Regions from separate parts of the Mus musculus genome. Here regions 1 and 3 are each linked to region 2. The links are chromatin loops, found by intact Hi-C in ENCODE. Cell type or tissue: heart. All regions are shown on one strand. Region 1 overlaps Smad6 (SMAD family member 6). Region 2 has its middle 4.6 kb from the start of Smad6. Region 3 has its middle 26 kb from the start of Gm36033.

Region 1 (8,000 bases), 54 kb after region 2:
TGGACACGCAGGCACGCCATCCATAGTCCTGTGTGCAGCTCTGCAAACTCTCCTGGGTGGGAGGAGCTTAACACCGCGGGAACCGCCTTGAATTTAATTATGTGTGCAGGGTCTGTAGGGAGTGTGGGGTGGGGATGAGTTGTGTGCATGGGAGTGCAGTTCCTGAAGAATCCAGAAGGTTGTCCGATCCTCTACAGCTGGGAGCGCAGCAGGTACAGGTGCTGGGAACTGACTGAACTCTAGTCTTGTCCGAGCCGTGCCGACCCGTCTCTGCCGCCTCCGGCTGTCCTCCACTGTCCAGTGGAGGAAACACTTGCCCTCCTTGCTGCATGTCCACTGTATGGGTTTCTCAGAGTCTCTGTGGCGGGAGGTGAGACTCTGAAATGAGAGCCTGCTAGCTGATTGGCAGGGCCATTGCAGTGTGATCTCCCGGAGTTCTGATGCCTGTCTTGAGGGTGGGGTACAGTTACTAACCATCCTGATTTTACAAATGGGTTCTCGGAGAAAAACACACCTTTTGACTCTAGACCTGTAGGTCATGACCCCCTTGGGGTAGCAAACAACCCTTTCACAGGAGTCACATGAGAACAATTGGGAAACATAGTTATTTACATTGTGATTCCTAATAGTAACAAAATTACAGTTATGAAGTAGCAACAAAATGATTTTATGGGAGGGAGTCACCACAACATGAGGAACTATGTTAAAGGGAAGGAAGCCCAGCCGCTGTAGACAGTGGTATTAGAGCTCAGAACTTCACTCAAGACTCCATCGCGAGGGTTGCGATGAGACTCTGACTCCTGAGGAAACTCTTGGCAGCATCAAGATGGACTGGGGCGAGGATGAGGATGGGGCTCACAGGGTTGGGCATACAGGACGCCTTACTCACAATCCCTCTTCTGTTGCTCATTTGCTGTGTAACCTTGGATAAACGTCTTTCCCTTTCTGGCCCTGTAAAGTAGTACAGGGTAGTACTTAGGGTAGGTTATAGCTGAGCTCAAGAGTCATCCAGCAGACACTCTCATAGCCCACAGGATGTTAACAAGCAGGTCTTTCTGGACTTCCAGGCCCCATCATCAAAACAGGGCTGTATTCCCTGCTGCGTGGCAAAGACCATCTCACTACCATCTCGCTAGGCCTCAGTTTCCCATTTGTACCAGGAGATGATGTTCAGATTCTCTCAGGCAGGATGGAGAGAGACAGGCAGCTGTCACATATTTGTTTTAGATCGGTGACTGGAGGACTCCTCCAGAGGTTGCACTGGGGTGAGGATGGAGGGCAGCGTGTGTGTGCGTGTGTGTATGTGTGTGTGTGTGTCACTGTTAAATGTCAAGGCGGATCTGAGGTCCTGTGTAACTTCCTCTAGAACATGTGCTTATCATGGGCTAAGCCCTCAGTTTCATCCCCCACAGTACACACTCGAGTCCCAAGATGTCCTCACCACATCTTCCTTAGTGGCTTTACCACCAGGCCACACTGGTCACTTATCCCAGCCCGGAAGCCTGGCAGCCGTGGTCCCCAGCCCTCCCTGGGCTCTGTGGGCCCCTGGCATGTTACAGGATTCTTTCCTCTTTGCCACTCACTGCCCCGCCAGAACCCTGATTGTGGTTGCTGTTTGTACCTCACTTTAAAGATGAATGATAGAGGCTCCAGGCTGGGGAGCAGTAGGGACCACCCCTTTGGGCCCAGCCTCCACCTCGTGGGGAGGTGGGGAAGCCACTGTGGGGCTGGACTTGAAGGCCTGAGGGGGAAAGGAGGGAGTCCCAGGGGTCTGTGCTCCTAGCCATTTTGGTAAGGAGAAAACCCAACACCCTAATTAGAGGTGACTCCGCCTGTGCGCTCACTTTTTCCTCCCTCCCTCCACACCTCCCCCTCCGCCCCCCATTTGTTGTATCCGTGGGAAAACTGGGAAACTAGGTACCACTGCAATTACAGGGAAAAAAAACCAACAACAACCCAAAATGCTGCCTGCTTGGAGGCTGGAGGAGGGGCGGCTCGAGGGAGGCCCTCTTTGGGGGGGAAAAACTTATTTTTTTTCCTCTTAGATTTTATTTTATTTTATTTTTCCTTTCGTTTGGAAAAGGAGCCCTTCTGCAGTCACGCTGTCACAGTTAAAATAAGGTTTAAATCACAGGCCAGCCCGTGGCTTTTCCCCTTCTTTCAGAATTTTTGCCAACTTGCAATTTACTTAATGAAATCCTGCGATTCTGTTTAACGGGGATATTTTTTGCAGATGTTGGTTTGACTTAGCTTTGCAAAAATATGTGAACTGTGCCATTTCTTTTCCTATTTTTAACGGTTTCAGGACTCTGGTTCATCGGCTCCGGCTCTGCTATGCCAACAGGGCTGTTTACTCGAGCTCTGAAATGCGTGTTTCCATTGTCCTGCCTGCCCTCCTTCCTCCCTCCCACATACCCACAAAGGGGAGGGTCCTGCTACAGAGCAGAACCTTCCACCCAAAAGCTGGGCTGCCCCAGTGGCTCTAGCCGGGGCAGCAGAGTTGCCCATAATCTAGCCCCTACGGTTTGAACAAATGAAGGCCGGAGTCGGGAAGTAACTCATCTAGAGCTACACAGTAAATCAGGAATGGAGTGATCAGAGACCACAGGCTGAAGTGGGAACAGGGCTGATTCCTCTCCCTGGGAAGGCACCTTCCTTCTTCCCGGTCAAGGCCAGCCTGGTCTACATGGTGAGTTCACAGATAGCCAAGGCTATAGAGAGAGACTCTAAGTAAACAAACAAACAAACACCCAAATAAGTGAATAAATAATCTATCCACCTTCGTGTCTATTTGAGGCAGTTGTACTGTGGTAGAGAAAGGGCCCAACTGTTGACGGGTCTTGAGTTCCTCATCTGCGAAGCTTAGTTGATATCCTTGTATCCCAGCAATGTCAAGATCCAAATGGAGAGGCTGCTGAGACCCCAGGAGATGGCTAGGGATTGCCTTTGTAAACTCAAACCACTGGGCCCCCATAATGTGTTAGAGCCCAGGAAGGAAGTGAGGTGTGACCCTAGACCTAGCTGAGAAGTAGCGAGTCTAGGTCTGGGGGTGCCAGTAGCCCTGGTATGCTTGGCACACACAGTGGGAAATGCCCTTTCCTCGGGGAATCCGTTAGCTACCCTTGCTCTAGTTAGGAGCTGCCAGAAGGGCAGAGGCCTTGGACGCCGAGGGAATGGACAGACTGCCTGTGGAACAGACAGAAGCCCAGAGACAGGACCGGGCTGGTGGACCTGCTGCCCCCTCCTGTTGCTCCTGGGGACACCCATCAGGACTCTTCTTTATGAAGGTAGAGCTCATCTTCGAAGCTTAGGTGATATCCATGTATCCCAGCAATGTAAAGACCGAGATGGAGAGTCTGCCGAAACCCCAGGAGATGGCTAGAGAAGTCAGGGCAGGCCTCTGGGTCCTGGCCATGTCCCTCAGCTGTAGGAGGCACTGCCCACATGGCTGGAGAGCAAGCAAGGCCACAGTAGCTCCGGGCCCCGAGGGGCCTGTCCTGCCCTGAGTGTGAACACTGCCATGAATTCTTAGGTGTACACAGACCAAGAAGGAGATGCTGTCAGGGAGACAGACTGGGAGGTCCAGTCCAGAGTCTGGATGGTAGGCATCAGATTCTCTGCAAGGGTAGAACAAGAGAGAGACAGCCACACTAGTGTGACTGGTGTCACGGACAGGGTGGGGACCCTCCCGGAAGCATATGCCACACGGATCCCCTTTATATCGAGTTGCTGCGTTTGTGGTGTCTATGTTGTCCATCCATCTCCTCCTCTTCCTCCTCCTCTTAAAAGACTAGGCTGGCCTTGAACTCACAGAGATCCTCCCACCTCTGCCTCCCGAGTACTTCCATGAAAGGCATGTCCCCAGCAGGGTGAGGCTGTCTTAGTTAGGGTTTCTGTTGCTGTGATAAAGACTGTGACCAAAAGCAACTTGGGAAGGAAGGACGGTTATTTTGTCTTATACCTCTCAGGTGTGTGATAGTGGTGCGTGATAGGCAAGCCCCCTACCAAATGAACTACATTTGAACTCCTGCTTTGTTATTAGATCTGTAGTGTCACTCGGGTGGCTCCTGGGGCTGGAGGCATGCTCAGTGGTGAAGAGCGCTTTGCTCTTCCAGAGGACCCAAGTTTGGTTCCTAGCAACCACATCTGGCAGTTCACAACCATCTGTAACTCCAGCTCCAGGCGTCAGGTCAGAGCAGGCCATTGTAGCCTTGTCTTCCACCTGTGTGCCCTGCTTTGTCTTGCTCCACAGTGTGACACCCCGTACTTCATCTCCTTGACAGCCACCTCAGAATCTCTGCTTTCTCTCACCCCATAACTGCCCCTCAGTTGTCATGCTCAGGTCATGTCCTTACAGACAGAGGCGTGCTGGACAAGTCTTGTGCATTTCAGTGCAGAGGAAGGAAGGCAGCCTAGTGGGGTGCTTTCCTGTGTGGAGAGCAGCCTCAGACTGGATGTGTGAGTCCTGAGCCACCCTCTGGTCATGACCTTGAATGGACCAGGAGGCCCTAGTTTCTTTTCATCTGTTAATAACCGAGCTCTCAGCATCCTTCTGAGAACTGGGTGTGTCTGATACACGGTGAGCTCACAGGCCGTGCTAGCTGTTAGGGCTTTTTTTTTTTTTTTTAAAGATTTATTTATTTATTATATGTAAGTACACTGTAGCTGTCTTCAGACACTCCAGAAGAGGGAGTCAGATCTTGTTACAGATGGTTGTGAGCCACCATGTGGTTGCTGGGATTTGAACTCCGGACCTTCGGAAGAGCAGTCGGGTGCTCTTACCCACTGAGCCATCTCACCAGCCCTAGGGCTTTCATCCTCTGGCAGTTCTTGGTGACAAGTGTTCTTGACCCGTTACCTAGCTACAGAAACGGAAGCTCAGAGACACTAAGACCATTCATCCCAGGTAGTCATCTGGACCAGCGGTAGAGGCAGGACTTGAACCCTCATCCTGGATTCCAAATCCCACAGGAAAGGTAGACACTCTCCCAAGGGCTTGTCATCAAACACACCCAGAGCCACTGAGTCAGATTGATTCGTGCTGGCTCCAGAGTGTCGCCTCCTTCCCAGTTAGTCTCCCAGGCCTGGCACTAGAGCAGCTGCATCTGTCTCGTGCTAGGAAGTTGATTTGGTTTGGTCCCTGTACCCTGGTCATCTGTTTACGAGGGAGTCAGCTCTCCTACCTCTATGCCAGGCTGCTGATCGTGACCCATCGGGGCCAGCAGAGGGGCCTCCTAATCTTGTGCAAAACACACAGAATATCAGACTCCACCCAGGACCCATGAATCAGAGTCTCCAGGGGTGGGGCCTGGGAATCTTGACTTGAGGGCACCAGAGTAGAAGAAACTTGGGCTCTTTCATCCCTTTTCTATTGTGGTAGGGGAAGTCAGGACTTGGAGAGCCGTCTCAGGCTTGGTTGCTGGGAGACCTAGTGAGCTTATGGCCCATAAAGCCACTCTCTGGTCTCTTACCTGGGCTGTGACCACTGTCATGCGCCACACTGTCCCTGTCCTGAACAGCACGTACCCGGTCAAGCCTCAGATTGTCTGGTACAATGGAGGTGACTGTGAATGGCTGTGACTGAGTGAGCAGAGACAGGCTTTCTGGAAACACAGGCCTTGCTCGCAGACTTCCTGTGTCTTACAATGTTATCTTCAGAATAGGAAACTTTGCCCCATTTTTGCAACGCACATCCTCTGCCTGAGAGTCCATGGCGGAGCCGGGGCGGGTCATTTCTCAGGCACAGGCAGGGAGTTGTTCCGACAGCCCAGGGATTGGGGAGTCCGGGGGTGGGGGCGCTCCCTGCTACTCACAAAAACAAACAAACAGACCGTTTTGCAAAAATAATTCATGTTGGATGGACTCGTTGGTGATACTTGTTTTAGTTTCTCTGGCTCGCTCGTGGTATCCAGGATAGTGTCCTGCCTGGGACGTCAAGGGATTTCTGCTTCTTTGCCTCCGTTTCCTCTTCTCTAAATGGAGGAGGTTGAGTTCAGTAAAGCTCCAACCCTGAAGTTATAACAGTTCTCCACAAATCCGTTAGAGCCTCCCCCGCATGTTCCTGGGACAGTTGACCATGCCTTTTGACAGTAGTATGCAAAGCCAGCCACCTGGAGTTTTCAGAGTTCTACCAGTCTGAGGTGAGTTTCACCCCCTTGCCCTGAAACCTTCTCATGACCAGATGGGGTGGCGGTCAGTCTCCTCAGTCCACAGAACCCATTTGGGGGGCAGAAGTAGGATGGTGGCTCTAACTGCCTGCCTGTGGGACTTTCTGCCGGCAACTCTGGAACAGAATAATTATTCGTGTTGTTTTGGTGGGGGGAAACAATAAAATGTGTATAAGCCACTAAATAACTCTGAGATGACTAGAAGGGATAAACAAACGTCTCCCCAGTTTCCTCTGACAACCCCAGTACTTTCTTGCTTCAGTCTCCTGCCCCTGCGTGCAGTAGGTATCTGTCTGGTACAAGCGAAACCCAACCTCCTAAGCCAATTCTCTCTCCCTGCATCTCAGTGGCAGCTCTGCTGGCTGGAACCCAAACCCACAATAAGTGACTCTCGAAAACACCCTACCCACTCTTTCCCTTCAGGGAGTGTGCATCCGTGGTTTCTGAGTGGAGCTCCACGTGTTCAAGGCCCGGTTTGGGCGGTTTTCTGTTCGCTGTGTTGTGAGCCAGCAGGTAGAGGTGGCTGGACTCTGACAGAGAGTGGCCTGCTAATTTCGTGTTCACAATGAAGTTTTAGTATGAATGTCGAGGAGGAGAGAGAGGCGTTGTCCTGATGCTCACCTTGGAGTCAGATGGCTTGACTGATGAGGGTCACAGTCCCCAGGGTGTCTGTGGAAAATGTCTATCTTGTGGTAAGGCGTGTGCATGTGATGAGCTGTGCTTCATTGTCTTATTGAGGCATGTATGTTCTAGGGCTGGGGATGGAAGCCAGGACTTCTTGCCTGCTAGGGACCCACTCTACACCATCCCAAGTGACAGCAGTGTGTAAAGCCCACCAGAACGAGGCAGAGGAGTTTGTCTGTATGCGGGGGTGGGGAGTATCCTCCATACACCAGGCTTCCCCACAGGGAACAGAGAGGCCCTGGCTAGCCCTGTGATCCATCACAAGGCGGCTCCTTCATCCTACATCTTGTCTGGGTGTTAGTGAGCTAGAAGATTCCAAAATGCCTACAAGATGGTCTTGGTGGGCTCCAGTGAGCATTCCTGGAATCAGGAGCCAGAAAGTGAGGAGAGACTGGTCCTGTGTACTACAGTCTAACCCGTGTCTCTAAGGACAGTGCTGTGGGGTAGCGCCAGGACAGAGGTACCCTGGGAAGACTGGCGGCTCTGGGTCTCCCTGGCTGGACTCCAGCTCCCACGTGCCTCGAGACACAAGAGGTTGCTCCTGACTCTGTGCCCTTAGGGACTGGCCTGTCTGGAACCTGCCACTATCCTCCCCCCCACAAACACCCCATCCCCGTCAGCACTGCCTTCCCGACTTGGCAGGGCCACTTCTCCAAGCTGGAACAGCTCTCGGTATTTCCAGCTTGGCCTCCTGCCCACATCTCTGGGGCCTTACAGTCTGTCCCTCTCAAGGCAGGACCTAGGCACCATATCTGCCAACTGCTTCACCGGCTCACAGAGTCTCTTCCTACTGCCCTACACCCTGTTTGTCTGTGGGGTCCTGAGCGTCCCGAACTTCCTGTGCGTATGTTGTAGTGTGTGTGTGTGTGTGTGTGTGTGTGTGTGTGTGTGATAGGTTTGCAGTTGTGTGTCTGTGAATGTGTAGGTTCAAAGGTGAGCCTTGCATATTGTTCCTCAGAAGTTGCCCATCTTTGTTTGTTTGTTTGTTTGTTTGTTTTGAGGCAGAGTCTCCCACTGGCTTAGGCGTGCTGATTAGTCTAGGCTGACTTGGCAATCCTCAGAGAAGGAAGCTCTGAGATCCTTCTGTCTCTGCCTCCCCAGTGCTGAGCTTACAAGTGCATGCTACCACATGTGGCTTTTCACGTGGGT
Region 2 (8,000 bases):
TGGAGGTGTCCAGGGTCTGCAGGGGTCATAATGTTGCCTTGTGTCCAGCACCAGGCTCTGGAGGATGTGGGTGACTCTGTCTTCTGTCCCTTCTCTGAAGGTGACTTGTGCCAGACGGAATGAGGATAGGGTGTGTTTCTGATGGCCTCTGTGCACCAGGCTCTGGAGCAAACAAAAGCATGAAGCCAGCCCTGGCCAGGCTGGAAAGGAAGACATACACACAGGAAGTCCCAAGCAAGGCGAGACAGGATGTACCGCCCCACTGTCGTCAGCTCCTACCTCTGTCTCTGCTTGGTCTTGTCATTTCATTTGTCATTTGAGTCATGTCCTGCTTTGCAGGTCAATGGACTGTTTCAGAGATTAGGATTCTTTAATAAACAATTCTTTTGTTGATTTTCTTCCTTTCTGCAACCACTGTTAATAATTTAGACAGCAAATTTGTCATTCCTGAGCTTTTGATTTAACTATTTCTAAGGATTCAGCTTGGGGAGGGAACTGACAGGTGTCCACCTGGGACTGCCTGCCAGGGTGCAGGAAACAGAGAGCAGGATGTGGCTTTGGTACTGAATAGGACTATCTAGACCTTGTACCAAGCACAAGTATTAGCGATTTACTATTGGACGGCTTTGGGGAAGGGCACTTGCAGCCAAGCTTGATATCCTTAGTTTGTTCCCTGGGATCCACACTGGAGAAAGAACCAGCTCTTACAATTTGCATTCTGACCTCCACACTTGTTCCAGGGCACACAAGCCCTCCAAAATTAATTAATTATTAAATAGATCTAAAAAGATAAAGATAACAAAGTTGGGAGTGGTGGAGGATACTGCCTGTAATCCCAGGAGAGACTGAGGCAGGAGGATGGTAAGTTTGAGACCAATCTGTGCTATATAGTGAGACTGTTATATCAAAAGACAACAACACTACAGTACAACCAAACCAAATAACAAGCAATTGAACAGACCACCAAATGGTTCTGTGTTGAAGAGTGAGTCCATTCCTCTTTACCAGGCCTGTCCCCAGACAGGGACTCACATGGTAGCCTAGGATAGCCTGGGAGTTGTGTTAATCCCCCTGTCTCCGTGACAAGCAGGTACCACCAATGCCTGGTTTTAATTGTGCATATTTCCAGTTTGTGTATCTGTAAACACATGCTTTTTAGTCAAGGTTAGCTGGGTGTAGTGGCACATGCCTATAGTCTTAGAAAACACCCCAGAAAGCAGAGACAGGGCTATCAAAAGTTCAAGCCATCCTCAGCTACACAGTAAGTTAATAGCTAGCCTGGATTACATGAAACACTGTTTCAAAAATGAAACAAAAATAAAAATGAATGTGAACAATAATGTAGTGGGCTAGCTATGTTGCTCAAAGGCAGAGACCTTGCCTAGCGTTGAGGGACATGGCTTCAGTCTCTGTACAGCAGGGATGGGCCTGTGGCATAATGTCCACTGTGGTCAAACCCTTAGGTTTCCTGCTTTCTCTCTTATTTCTTTTATATTTTTAACAATTTATCGCTGGGTGATGGTGGTGCACACCTTTGATTCCAGCCCTTAGGAAGCAGAGGCAGGCAAATCTCTGAGTTCAAGGTCAGTCTGGTCTACAGATTGAGTTCCAGGACAGCCAGAGTTACACTGTCAGTGAAACCAAAAAGCCCAGAGCCTGTCTTTTCTTATAAAATAATAGTTACGGATGAGACTTTGCACATGTCAGAAGTAGCACACAGCCCTCCTTTGCAAGTGCATCTGTGGGGTGTGCGTAGGCTGAGAGTGAGGACTGATGGACATAAGTCTTATGCAGACTGGAGGGCAAGCTGGCTGACTCTGTTAGAAATTCCAATCTGCCTCCCTTCTCCCAACATTACTGGAGTGTCCCCAGGGTGCTAGGCTAGGGGTGTGGCAAGTTATCTCAAGTTCTGAGGAAGAGGGGCCTGCCAATGTCAGGGTCCTGCAAGGAAGGGAGGCTTGGGGTTCAAACAGAAAGGCATATGGCACCCACAGTAAAGCCTGGGGTATCAGAGAACGTGTGGGAAGCTCTTTGAGGTCAGGAGTCAGAGGGAAGAGGAGAGATGCAGGCAAGCCTTCTAACATTTTCATTCCACTGCCTGGTGTATCTGAATCAGGGATTTTTTTTAAAAAGATATATTTATTTTATATATGTAAGTACACTGTTGCTGTCTTCAGACACACCAGAAGAGGGCATTGGATCTCATTACAGATGGTTGTGAGCCACCATGTGGGTACTGGAAATTGAACTCAGGACCTCTGGAAGAGCAGTCAGTGCTCTTAACTGCTGAGCCATCTCTCCAGGCCTGGATTAGTTTTAATATCAATGTAGAATGTGTTGTAAATAAATATATATGTAATAGTCAAGGGAGAGAGTTGAGGGTAGGGAGTGGGACAATTAAATGTCATTATGAAATGTGTGGAAGTATCAAGCAGTTACAAGTTTAAATATATTATCTATTTCACATATCTGTGTAGTATACGTATATGTTAAAGAAGCTCTATCATGTAAAGATACATTTCCTGGTGCTGGGGATCTAGCTTAGGTGGAGACTCCTGGCTTTGATTCTGAGCACCTTATCAATCCGCCATGGTATATTCCTATAATCCAAATACTTGGAAGGTGGAGGCAGGAGGCTCAGGAAGTCAAGTTAGTTCTTAGTTATACAACAAGTTCAAGGCCAGCTTGGACTTCACGAGACTCTGTTTTTTTGTTTGTTTGTTTGTTTTTTAGATTTTATTTATTATTATATGTAAGTACACTGTAGCTGTCTTCAGACCCAGGGTGGCTAGAATAATACTAGCAACTGGTTCAGGAGTGCTATGGAAATACACCTCCTGCGGCCGCCCCCCCCCCCAATTACGAGGCAAAAACCAAAGGAATCATCTTTTCTGAGAGACATTGAGACAAATGAAACAAAACCAAAGAGGGAGACATTAGATACTGATCAACCCGGTGTCACATAGCCACTGGCGATCCCAGGGTCATTTGGTATGATACACAGAGAAATAGACTTACTTGATGCACAAGTCAACCTATGTCTTTTAAAAAAGCGATAAACATAACTAATGTCCTGCCTTTGTAGATGTTATTAATTACAAACGGAACTGAGTGCTGGAGCCATAGTTCAGGGGCTAAGAGGCTTGCCCCTACAGCAGGGGACCCGGGTTCAGCCCACAGCACCCACATGGCAGGTTAAAACCATTTGGAACTCCAGTTCCAGGGGACCTGACACTCTCTTCTGGTCCTTAGGGTACCAAGTACGTACATGATACACAGATATACATGCAGGCAAATACTAAATAAACAAAGTGTCTTTGATCTCCAGCACTATATAACAGAACACAGTGTTGACTATATATCAAGCTAGAGGCCAGCCTGGATTACATGAGACCCTATCTCAAAAACTATAAATAAATGCCAAATGGCCTGGCATTTCATCTTCAAAAAGTGACTGCACACTCTTAAGCACGCGACAGCAGAGACCGGATATATGTGTCTCAGATGAATCTCTGCTTCCCTTTCTTCACTGCTTCCACCCTGGTCCAGGCCTCCTCTGACTCTCCCAGCCAGGCTCCTGCTCCCGCCTGGGCAGCAGGCTATTCTTTACATGCAGTTAGGTGGAACCTAGTAAAACAGAAAGCCAGCCTGGGCTAAGTGGCCTAGCACAGCGGTAGAACACTCAGCTAGCACGCACACAGCCCAGGGTTTGGTCCTGCATATCAACCACATAACCTAGAAAGCAGGTCCTGCCTCTCCCTTGCTCAGGACCTTCAGTGGCTCCCAACTGACCTGGAACACAAGCCAAAGACCCACCAATGGCTTGCATGGGCCCACATCTGCCCCGAGTATTTCTCTGACTTCTTTACCTCTGTGAAGCCTTGGAATGTTCTAAACACATGCGTTCCAGGCATGAATCTGCTTCGGGGCTCTTGTGCTCACTGCTATCCATCCCTGCAGCTGTTTGCAAGCAGACTGTGAGGGAAAACCCCCTGCCCCAACTACCACTATGACGTCAATGTCACCACCAAGACCTCAACCCAATTATGTCCCGAAGAAAATGTCATTCCCTCACTCCAATGTCACCTTCCCAGGGAAGTCTTCCCTGATATATGCCTCCCTGCCCCCTGACACTCCTCTTTCCTCTTCTTTTTTTCACTTTGGCCGTGGCGTTTTCAGTGTGCAGAGCACCCTGCTCCTTTGGTTGTGGTCTGTCTCTTTCTCACTAGATTCCATGAACTCTGGAATTACTGGACTTGGCTTATTGCAGGTTCCCCAGCTCTGGGAGGAGGAGGTGGGCACTCAGCAGGAGCTCAATAAACACCAATAAACACAGAGCTCCATTAGAGTATACGGGCATCCCCTGACCCCACAAGGAAGAGTCTGTAGCATGTATCAGAATTCCAGAAGGGCTGTTTATCACTTTCAAGTGTGTCCCAACTTTTCCACTTGGGTTTATGTTGACCAAGTAGATTTGCTTTCCAAAGGAGTAGACAACATCCCTTAGCCAGTGGGTCCTAGGGTTGTAATATAACATTTGAGCATATAATAAATTCTTCTCCTAGAGCTAATAAGCAGGGCCTGGGCATTTGAATCAGTTTCTGTACAGTGGGTTATGATGAATCTTCTTGTTAATCCATTTAGTCATGGTGAGAGGTGGCTATGCGTTCTGTATAACTTCTTTGTTTGTAAACCATGCTCCCTAGATCCAGATCCCTTCCCATCACTCAGAAGCAAACTCTAGCTTCAGTGACTTCTGCTGTTTCATGTCATAGTCCTTACTAGTTAATGTGGAAACTTCCTAGGGGCAAAAGACAACTTTTTTTTTTTCTCTGTAGAACCAGGTGCTAAGGAGCCACACACTCACTCACCTGGTCTCAACTCTGCCACCTACTGGCCATACGAGCAGAAACAAAATAGCCTACCGTCTGTTTCCCCAGCTTTGAAGAAGAGTCTAGGAACAAGACCTTCCTTGTGTTGCTGGGAGAGTTGGAGAAGATGGTGCCTAGGAAAGTCTAGCTGGGGAGCATGGGGGCTCGGTGAAGTGGGAATTTTAACTCAGCCACCCTGCAGGTTGTTCTGGTGCCAGGAGAAGTGAGGCAAGAACTGTCTCAGACAGGAGCGTGTCCAGTGGTCTTATTCTGATTCACACTGATGTGGGTGGCCTAGCCTGGCTACTTGGGATCTCTGCCCTTATGGGCCTTTATTTCAGGGGAAAGAACATGGAACTGTGCTGTTGTAAGTGGGGCAATACTGAAATGAGGAATCATGGAGTGCTCTGAGGAGAGAGAGGAAGGAGGGGACAGGTGTGAAGCTAAGGGGTCAGCTACTTCTTCCTGGGTGACTTCCTGCAACTGCAGAACCTTGACGATAGTTGCAGAACCTTGACGATGGGAGTCCAGCCTTCCTCCTTTGCCCTCTCTTCCTTATATCCCAGGGACTCCCAGCCTGGCAGTTTAGTAGGGTGGAGGTCAGAGCTGCCACTCTGCAGGTCTGTGCAGCTGGCCACCACTGCACACACCCTCTAGTGGTTATAAGGTGTGTCAAGTCCTGAGCTGGATGGGCCTGAGGAGGAGCAGCCCTCAGCTTTGGCAGCTGTCCCTAGCTGGCATGATGATTGCTATTCCCATTTTACAGAGGATAACCCACACTTACCCAGTTGGAGAAGTACCATAGTAGCATCAGTCCTAGACTCAGGCTTACCAGACTCTGGTTGTAGTGCAGGGGGCATCCTTTCTAGGCTACATTACCCCACCCTATATCTATCTCCTAGTGAACATGGGCCAAGAGGCTAAATTTTGCTTAAGTTAGCAGCCCTCTTATTTATTCCTTTATTTAATTGTTCGTTTCATGTGTGTTTGTGGTATATGTGTTGTGAATGTATATATATGCCTGAGGCCAGAGGTTGACATTGTCTGCTTGACTACTCTCCACCTTCCTTATTTATTTAGGAATGAGAGAGCTCCAGGAATCTGCCTCTGTTTGCCCCTCCCCCACAACCTCCCATATCTCAATTCTGGGTTTGCCAGCCAGCACTGCTGGGCCTCCCCCCCCCCCCCAGGGACCACTGGGCATCCAATTCAGGTTGTCATGGTGAACACTTTAGTGATATCCCATCTCTCCAGCGCCTAGCTTAAGGTAGCAGGCTTCTTAAGGTCCTGTTTTAGTCTCTCCTAGCCTGGTATACCTCAGGGAGAGATGCTTGTGCTCAGAGTAAGGAGCAGGAGGGACAGAAAGTCTCAACTCATACTCCTCACCAGGAGTAGGGATGTGGGGAGACTTCTGTAAGGATCCTCCCCTACTGTGAGGGAGGCCTTGCAGATTGTCTACAGGCAGGGAACTCTTTCAGGAGTCTTGGTGTCTTTGACACTCATACTTCTTTCTAGCTGGGTTCAAGTCCCACCCGATCAGGGATGACAAACTTGTGCAGGCTATTGTGTCCAAGGCCTTGGCACTCTATATAATGGTGGTTGCCAGCTACCCTCATCTCCAGAGTCTTGTAGTGGGGAGTTGTGGCCTCCGTATGAAATGTCCATCCAGCAGGTCTAATAGAGGCAGTACCATGCACCTTATTTGGGAAACCACACACCTAAAAGCGATGTTGTGACATCACATAGTTACATGCCTCTCCCTGCTGTTGGGGAGTGGGGGTGAGAACTTGGAGCTCTCTGGTTTTGGTGTCTTAGTGCTCTCAATAGGTTTCAAATTAAATGAGCAAGTTTCTGTGCCTCAGTTTCTCATCTGTACACAGAGAAAATAAAACCCATTAGCTGTTTAGGCTTGAAACTTCTGCTACCATGGTAAAGAGCTCAAAGCATCTGCTCTTATTGTAACCCAGAGGCAAGGCAACAAAATCTTCGTAAGAGAGAACATAATTGGCTTCTCTTTGTATTTATTATTTTATTTTGGGAGACTTTCGGAGACAGGGTCTTACGCAGGCCCAGGCTGGCTTCCAGGTCTCTGTGTAGCCCAGGAGAGCACTGAACTCCTGATTCTCTTTCCTCTACCTCCCAAGTGCTGTACTCATGGGTGTGCACAATCCTGTAGGCTCTCTTTGCGTTTTAGGATCATCAACTTCTTCAGGGATGAACGGAAGCTAAAAGACAAGTTTGTGTGGGCGCTTCTTGCCCACTTTTGATGTATGCACTTATTAGTAAGGATTTCCTAGAATCTTGAGAAACCAAGGCCAGGACAGCTACTCATATTCACCTTGGCCAAAATAGTGAAGGGTGGGTGTGACAATCGGCCCTGCAGCACTGGAGTACCTGGCTCCAGGTAAGACTCAGGGAAGTAGTCTGTATCTTTCCTACACACACGACCCTTCCCCCAGCGCACTTCCAGACCCGTTCCTGGACTTGCACACCACCTTCGCTACAGCAGTCCAGAGCACAGGTATCCTAAAGGGGATCACAAGTCCGCGCCCCATCCTCCCCACTCCGCCTCCCGCGGGGTGCGGCGTCAAGCCCCAGGCCAATGAGAGTAGCGGAATTTCTTTCATTGAGCTCGGGGCCCCGCTCCTGCCCGGAAAGGGGCGTGGTGCTGCGCCGGGGGTGGGGCCGCGGCGCGCCAGGGGAGGGCGGGGCCGGCCCTGCGGCTGGGCCAATCGGCGCCACGCCCGGGAGGGGGAGGGGGAACCAGGCCTTTTTTCCCCTCCGCGCGGGGCCAATCCTGACTTTACAAGCTTGAACTTTTGCCACCCTCGGACTAGCAAGCACGCCCGAGGAGGTACCCCGCCGCGCCGGCTCCAGGGCAGGAGCGGCCTTAACCCTTCCCATGCCGGGTCCCCAAGTCTGTCCCCAACTTGCCCCCGTTTTTATAGTGAAACATAACTGGGGAAAGCACGCCCCTCTATCACTCTCGAAGGGGCATAAGGTAAATCCTCGAAGGGAGAAGAAAGCGCCTGGCCTTGAGAGGAGCCTAGGACGCCAGGAGGGAGAGCCGGGGCGACCAGGAGGAGCCATCCAAGAGCACTCCTGCCTCTACCCCACCCTGTCCAAGTC
Region 3 (8,000 bases), 110 kb after region 2:
ACTAACAAACCACAAGCCCCACATCCACCCAACAACCACCAACCCCACCTATCAGGACTCTAGTATTTATTTATTTATTTATTTTAAAGATTTGTTTATTTATTATATGCGAGTACACTGCAGCTGTCTTCAGACACTACAGAAAAGGGTAGGATCTTATTACAGATGTTGTGAGACACCACGTGGTTGCTGGGATTTGAACTCAGGACCTCTGGAAGAACAGTCAGTGCTCTTAACCGCTGAGCCATCTCTCCAGCCCCGGCTCTAGTATTTATGTACCCCCTGAAAAGTTCCCAGAATTCCAAACGTCACATAATCACAGAAACTCTCTGCAGCTGGCAAAACCATGCCTCTGCTAGAGCATGAGACAAATCATAGTCAGCTGCTGCGGACAGTGCAACACAGCCCCACATTCTCACACCTGGGATTAAAACAAAGCATATTCTTATAGTCGTTCTGTGTTTTTTAAGGAAATCAAAATTCTAGAATTCGTACTCCATGACACTGGTCTAGCCCAAGACCTGACCTTCCTTCCTTGTTCCTGTGGCTCTATGGCTCTCTCTGCCTTTCACAGAGCTATATATGTATCTGGGGCAGAAGCTGGCTCTGTCACCGCCATCCTGGCTTGTGGTACTTAGGTGTATGGTGGCGGCTGATGAATGCATTGTAAGAACTGCTCTAGTAAGGGTGTGATGGTGCCAGGGACAAAAGTGGGCTTTGATTATGAAGGAAGAGGCACATGGGGTGGGTGAGGCGGGATCCTGGTTTGGGCTTGGCTTGGGGAGGCCTCTGAGAGCTGGGTGGGTGAATTTGAAGGTCAGAGCATAAGGCCTCATGTGCTTCTCTAGGGCAGTGGAATTCTAGAATTCCAGGCCTTCTTTTCTGAGCTGGAGAAGAGGTCGTGGGGCCTGGCTGTGGGACTGTCAGGTCCCTTGGAGAGACTACAGGTGCAGGGACTTGGGTGTTCATTCCCCCTGGGACTTTTTGGCAGGGAGAAGCCCAGGCCACTCTCTCCAATCATCCAGAGCACTGATCCGTGGCTTTCACCCCTAAGAAGCTCCTGAAAGCCTGTAAGCCAAAGAGAGAGGAGAGAGAGAGAGCATGTGTGTGCCCAAAGCCACACGCGTCAGGGTGAGGGAAAACCTGGACCCTCCGCTGCCTAACCTCATTCCCACACCTCATGTCCATGCTGGCTGCCACATGACAATTGGCCAGCTCTGACCTCCGCTTACTATAGGTAAATTTGGAGCTCAAGGTTCTGATGCAGGCTGAGGGGAACACCCACTACTGTCAGAAAGCCTTTCCCAGTAATTCCTGAGGCTGCCTGATCACTCCAACAGTCTTCTCAAGAATTCCTTGAGTCCTTAGGATGGCTAATATTGATTGACACTTGATGTGATGGAGAACCACCCAGACTTTCCGGGTGCACCTGTGAGGGAGTTTTTAGATTGGGTTAACTACGTTGGGAAGACCCACTCTAAATGAGCGAGGTGTCTGTCATTCCATGGGCTGGGGATTCCTTGGGGATAGGGTGGGGAGGTGTGGGGGAGGGGGATTTGGGCTGAGTCCCAGCGTTTGTGTCTCTGCTTCCTGATTGCAGATGCACAGAGATCAGCTGTAGTTCTGGGGTTCACCTCCCCTCTTGGGGGGTGTCTGGACTCAAGTTGGAGGAACCGGTGGGGTCTGCGGGATCCGGGTCAGGTTGGGAACGAGTGATGGGGGATGGGGACCTTCATTGAGAATCTTAGTGTTACGGCTCTTTTAGACAAAGGCCTTCTCAGACGAGCTTTGGTGAAGCAGCTTTCTGAGGGAATCATAGCTTGTTTTGGATGCATACACTTTATTTGGGGTGAGCCAAAGGTTATATAGGTTTTGGGTTGAGGATATTCAGGGAGGGAAAAAGTCACTGGCTGATGGCTAAGCCTACAGAGATGCCTCATTTGCATGGGGAAGAATTCCAGAGGCTGTGCTACTGTGACTGCCTGTACCTACCTGGTTGCTGGGGGGTGGGGGAGGCCAGAGGGGGTGTCTCCAGGTCATGTGCTCCTTCCGAGACAGGCACAGAAACAGGGATGGGGCTATGTCTGCTCCTGCTGGTCTCAAGTTTAGAGATGTCTGGGGTCTGACCGTGCTCTACCTTGCCAGTTCCGTGTCAGGTCCTCTTGTGGCACAGTCCACGTGCCTCGCTGCCACGTCTTTCCCACCACGGTGGACTGCTTCCTCAAACTCTGAGTCAAAAATGAGCCCTTCCTGTCTTACATTGCCTTCGTTAGGCAGTAGCAAGGAGTAAGCAAGAAGCCAGGCAGGCCTCCTCCATCAGACTAGAGACCCCTTGCTCCTGGGCACCTCAGCTCTCAGGGCTGTGGTCTTTTTGTACTGACATTCACCCCAGAGCCCCTCCAGTCTGTGAGCCTGGGGCTGGAGGCCTGGTCTGGGTTAGGTTGGTGAGTGGTGATAGATCTTTCAGGCGATTCCTCCTGGCAGGAGCCCTGGGCCGTGTCTTATCTCTTCCTAAGCCCTCTCACGGAGTCTGACATAGAGGAGGCTGTGTGTATCCTTGGCAATGCCATTTGAGGGGACCTAGACAAGTCCAGGGATCCCCAACCCCAGCCCAGGATCTCCAGTTTATTATAAGTGCATTATAGACCCAGGGAGAATGCCTTCCCTGGCATTCTCTTCATGGGAAGGAAACTGAGGCAGCCCAGCCTGCTCTGGGCCTGGCGCCTCTGGGGACTCTGCTGACTTTTCCATACAAACCCCCTTTGGGTTTTATTTTGGCCTGTGTGGGGAGGCTGAAACCCTGGGGAGGGGTAACTTTTCTTTGGTGACAGGCGTGGGCCAAGTCCTCTTGGGCCTGTGAGAGCAGTGGGACCCGTCTGGGAGGAAACCACCGGCAGACACCTTATCAGGCCCTGCCGCCTGTTATCTGTGTCTCCTCAGTGAAAGAGCCACCATGCTTAGACCACTCCAGGCCCAGAACAAAAGCATCCAAGTCAGCTGGCGTCCCCGTGGCTCCACATCAGCCAGTGGCCCACACTGGATATTTGGGGGCGGGAGGGGGCGGCTGCCTGGCTGGCGACAGCCAGTCTGCCTAGACTCCCCAGGCCAAGTATCTACATGGCCAGGACCAGCCCCCCTCTCCCTAGAATGGGCTTGGGGCTCGGGGTTACCCCAGTGCTGCATGATCCTAATGAAATGTCAGCCACAAAGGACGGGACACAGAGGGGCCTGTCCAGGAACAAGGGCCAAGTGTTGGCGTGGGAGGAGGGCCGGGGCCGGGCTGGTCAACTGATTACTTGTAATAATTGCAGTGGACACCCTCGGGCCATGGGGCAGCCGGCGCCTGGCACCGGGTTCCTCTCCCCACTACCATGGGACGCATAGCAGATAGGGCCCAAGTCCAAAAACACCCAGAGCAGATTGCCAGCTGAGGCCTGGACATGGCCGTACACTTCCAGTCCCAGCACCCTGCTGAGGAGAAGCAAGCACTCGCTTGAAGGCTGCCTCCTCATTCAGGAAGTACCTGCTTGTCTGGCCTCTTGTGGGACTGTCATGGAGAGCTGGGCAGGTTGCATACCACACACCGACATCTGTCCTCTAAAGCAAGCTTAAAATCCTTGCTGGCAGGCAATGGTATAAACTCAGTCAGAGGTTGCGTCTCTGCTGGGAAGGGGCACCTCTGTATAGTGGGGGCCCTGGGGGACATTGAGATGGCATGTCTCTTTTGGTAAGATAGGTAGAGGTCATCTTCCAGATATGATAGAGATTGTTCAGTTAAGTCTGAGTTCCAGCGAAGCAATAGATGCGCGTTATCCAATGTAACTATGGCCTTTACAGCACTGCAGTGCTTAAAGTGTTGTGGGGCTGGTTGTGGCAGCCCAGCATGGAGGCCGGATGAAGAAGATAGTCTATGGGCCTGTCTTGTGGTGAACTGGTACCAAGCAAGGGTGAGCCAGGCTGCAAGGTCTGACACTGTCCAGGGCTCCCTCTGGTGGTCATGTGGAGATCAGGCTAGCCACCAGAAAGGCTTGAGCCTGTGCCACACTTTGGAGGCCACTGGCTGGGGGCTGTGTGTGGACTTATGAACTGTTTTTGAGACAGAGTTTCAAGGAGCCCAGGCTTGCCTCCAAGCTTCTGTGTAGCTGAGGCTGACCTTGAACTTCTGATCCACTCACATTTACAGCTTTTATTTTATTAAAAAAAAAAAAGATGTATCTATTTTATGTATATAAGTACTCTGTAGCTGTCTTCAGATACACCAGAAGAGGGCATCTGATCTTATTACAGATGGTTGTGAGCCACCATGTGGTTGCTGGGATTTGAACTCAGGACCTCTGGAAGAGGAGCCAGTGCTCTTAACCACTGAGCCATTTGTCCAATTCCTATGCTTGTTTTTAAAAATTAATTAATTAGTGTGTGTATGCTCGTGAGCACACACGTGTGTTTGGGCACTCGTGCATGCTCACTTATGCCCAAGTGCTTGTGTGGAAATCAGAGGACAGTTTTCATGAGCCAGATCTCTCCTTCCTTCCTTCCTTCCTTCCTTCCTTCCTTCCTTCCTTCCTTCCTTCTTTCCTTGTTCCTTCCTTCCTTCCTTCCTTCCTTCCTTCCTTCCTTCCTTCCTTCCACTGTGAGATCAGGGGATGGAACTCACGATGCATGCGTAAGATTTTCAGAACAAGATCTTTACCTGCTGAGCCATGGGGCCCACACCATGGCCAGGTTTTAAAAAACATGATATTGGGGACAAATGGAAACCAGGCCCTCATGCTGTGTTAGGCATGGAGCTCTGAGCTCCAGCTCTGACAGGGCATTTTCTTACAGAAAGCAGAAAGTCCAGTGTGAGGGGCGCTGCGTTTTGATCACCTACTTAGCCACTGTCTGTCAGTCATGGCCAATTTCGTTCCTTATGCAAACTTTCTGCCTCTCCTGGCAACTGGGTGTTTTTGAAGCAAATGCCAGGCATGTTATTTCATCCATAAACATGTCAGTATATATCACTAGGAGATAAGGCCTAAGGATTCCTCAAAGCTGGAGCCGCCAGGAATTCACCCAAAGCCCTTATATCACTCCTAAGAAGAGGGGCCCTGCACCAGGACGCCCCAGTCTCCCGAGACCCCCTTTAAAGTCTCCTGGCCTTTCATCCCCTTGGACAAGTGTTCCCATGCCAGGATTTCCTGTCTCTCACTGCCCCGGGCTCCTCAAGTGTAGTCTGCGACCTCCTTGGGGAATTCTCCTTGAAAGCGCTGTGGCTCCCACAACTACAGACAGTTCCAAAACTCATGCCTGCTTTGTTCTCTGCCCCTGCTATAGATGGCATTAGAGGGCCATTCTTGGGGACTCAGACTTCCTGGGGAATGTGAGGAAATATGCAGGGTTTCACAGAGGATCAAGACCCCAGATTTGGACCAGAGCCCCTGCTTAGGGCAGCTTAAGTGCCTGCTGTTCAATGACCGTTCCCCTAGGAAGTGTCTGACTCTGCCTCACTGAGAATTTTTTTGTGATCAGTGTCCTGCTCTGGGCCCTAAATAGGGAGCTGGCCTATTTTGGTGACCTTCTCCCTACCTGACCTCACCTCAGATTTGGTGGCCCCAGAGCCACTGGAGAGAGAGGAGCTGAGGGGTACAGAACTCCAAGAATCAGATGTGGTTCCCTTTCTTCAAGGAGGGAGAAATCGAAGTTCAGGGAAAGAGAGAAACTCGACCAGGCTCCCCAGCAAATAGCTGGCACAGTCAGGATTGGAGTATGCTGGTACCCGGATGCTTCCCTGGTGTTCAAGGACATTCCCTGGGCACATCCTCCTCACCAGGCCTCATTCAGCCACCAGTTGAGAGGCCAGCTCACCAGCCTCTTCTCTTCTGTTCTCTCACTAAAGAGACTCCTGAAGGCAGAACTCTGTGGGTGTCTGCAACGTCAATCCTTTCCTGTCATTTCTGAGCGGGAAAGGCACCGCCCTGTTTTCCAGAGGTGGAAACAGATGCCCAGAAAGATGCAGTGAACTGGCCACGGCCACACAGCTGCATAGTGGAGGCAACCAGATTAGATCCAGAGTCCCTGAACTATGGACGATTCTGCTTTGTGCGAACACCACCAGAGAGCGGCAACCCATCTAACAACCTTTGAGCCTTTGAGCTCCTGGCTGGTGGTTTCTCTGTATCACCTCTTGCTCTTCCTAATCCAAGCAGGGTGGGACTAACACTACACAGCCATTGCAGATGAAATGGCACATGTGCTCCCCCTGGTGGAGGGGTATGGAAATTTCCTCTCTCTTCTGCAAGGTTGGCTTGCTCCCGTGAGCAGCCTACCAACAGCTCTGTAACCTGTGATGATGTTTAATTAGCCTGTTGTATATTTGCCATTTTCTTCCTCTTTCGACCCAGTACTTCCCCATGTGCTGGCATTTCCCCTTGGTTTGGACCCTCCCCATCTCTCCTTGCTAAACATCCTTAGTCGTGGCTAAAACACAACTATCTCTGTCAGCTCTGTTTTCGGGAAAGCAGGGAGGATTAAGGTTACAGCAACTGGGGAGACTGGAGAACCTGAGAACCACAAAGATGCTCTCACTCTCTCCAGTCCAGGGACACTCTGCGGTGAGAGGTCTGTGCTCTCCCATGCCCCTGACCAGGGGCTGAGCCTTCCTTCTTCTACACTGGGATAAGACCATTTCAGAGAAGCAGATGAGAGCGGCTCTCTGCTCTCCACACAGGGTAAGAGTCCTGTTTTCTGAAACTTGGACAAGATACAGAAATACCAGGAAGGTCCTTGTGGGTACCACTTTGAGCCTCTCTGTACACTAGGGCCCTGCTCAGCTCTTAGGAGAACTTGGACAGTGATGTGCGATCTGCGTGAGCTGGGTAGCACATGGAACTAAAGAGGGTTCTCTTAGGAGGCAAGGTGGCCCACATGAGAGGTGGAGGCAGAAGAATATTCAAGGGAAGGCCAGTTGAGAGGCAAGGGTCATGTCACCTCCAGGTCTCCACCTTTAACGTCCTGCTGTCCACTGGTCATCCCCACCCTGAGATCCTGTGGGTCTTAGACATTCCTGCCTGTGCCTTTCCTGCCAGATGACTCCTCCTCCTCCACTCATGCATCATTCACAGCCGGTCAGTCTTCAAGCGCTTGTGTTCTGTTAGTCTCATTCCGTAAGAGTTATCCCTGAAACTACACAGTCTATGAGACTTGACAAATGTATAGCAAATGTGTAAACATCATGACAGTCAAGATATAGAGCCCTTTCATCAAGCCTTGCCATAGGCAACCCCTCCTCCCATCTCCAGCCTGGTCTCTGTTTTCTGTCCCCATAGTGTGCCTTTGCACATGGAATCTGGCTCCTCTCACTTGGCTCCAGGGCTTGGAAAGCCATCCACATTTGCTCCTTCCTGTCACCATTCGATGGCTTTTCATGGACACGGTGCCATTTGTTTATCTGCTTGCTGGATGAGGGACATTTGGCTTGTTTCTAGTTTGGGATAGTTATGAAGAATGTCACTGAACATGTTACACTTCTAGATTTTGTGCAAATATAGATGCCCGCTTCTCTGGGGTTGATCCCTACCAGAGGGACCACAGGGACATGTGTGTTTAGTTTCACAGCTGTGTGCCAAACTATAGTTCAGAACAGCTGGATCATTTCCAAAGTATAACTTTTAACATTTAAATCTTCACTTGGATATCAAACAAACAAGAAATCTAAACTAAAACAAGAACAACTCGTCTCTCTGTCATTCTCTCTTCCTCTCTCACCCTCTCTCCTCTCTGAGAGAAAGGGTTTATTCCATCTTACAATGAAAGGGTACAGTCCATCCTGTGGGGAAGTCAAGGAAGCAGGAACCTGAAGCAACTGGCCCACCCATACTCTGAAGGCAGACAGTGAGTGAGCTAGCTTTAGTTTTCATCAATGGATAGCAGGGAGTGGATTTTCTGGGTCAAGTGGTTGGTGTTTCCTAAGAAACTGTCAGGGCTGAGCTTTAACTCTGTAGGTAGAGTGCTTCCCTAGCATG

What was found. A loop is a pair of places that touch in the nucleus more often than their neighbours do. Peaks named below come from ENCODE experiments on the same cell type or tissue, not always from the same donor. Only the 100,000 strongest peaks of a DNase experiment are listed, where the experiment ranks them.
Region 1: it touches region 2 in a loop (3-fold over the local background); 6 of 42 quality-filtered maps call a loop at or near these places.
Region 3: a loop joins it to region 2, with 2.8 times the contacts of the local background. A loop is called at or near these places in 9 of 42 quality-filtered maps.

The regions. Positions count from the first base shown.
Region 1 is chr9:63,968,221-63,976,220 of GRCm38, reverse strand. The region is part of intron 3 of Smad6 (SMAD family member 6); the gene reads left to right. Among named protein-coding and RNA genes, the nearest start is that of Gm36033, 28 kb to the right of the region's middle. In heart, a CTCF peak has its summit at 4,482; DNase peaks (open chromatin) are centred at 4,400, 5,210, 5,660, 7,470 and 4 weaker places; H3K4me3 peaks cover 688 bases; H3K27ac peaks cover 7,210 bases.
Region 2 is chr9:64,022,667-64,030,666 of GRCm38, reverse strand. No RefSeq gene overlaps it. Among named protein-coding and RNA genes, the nearest start is that of Smad6, 4.6 kb to the right of the region's middle. In heart, CTCF peaks have their summits at 4,706, 4,907 (motif pointing left), 5,535 and 7,517; DNase peaks (open chromatin) are centred at 156, 5,536 and 7,606; H3K4me3 peaks cover 953 bases; H3K27ac peaks cover 6,255 bases.
Region 3 is chr9:63,914,414-63,922,413 of GRCm38, reverse strand. No RefSeq gene overlaps it. Among named protein-coding and RNA genes, the nearest start is that of Gm36033, 26 kb to the left of the region's middle. In heart, CTCF peaks have their summits at 3,990 (motif pointing left) and 6,254 (motif pointing left); DNase peaks (open chromatin) are centred at 3,023, 3,172, 3,963 and 6,223; H3K4me3 peaks cover 388 bases; H3K27ac peaks cover 5,617 bases.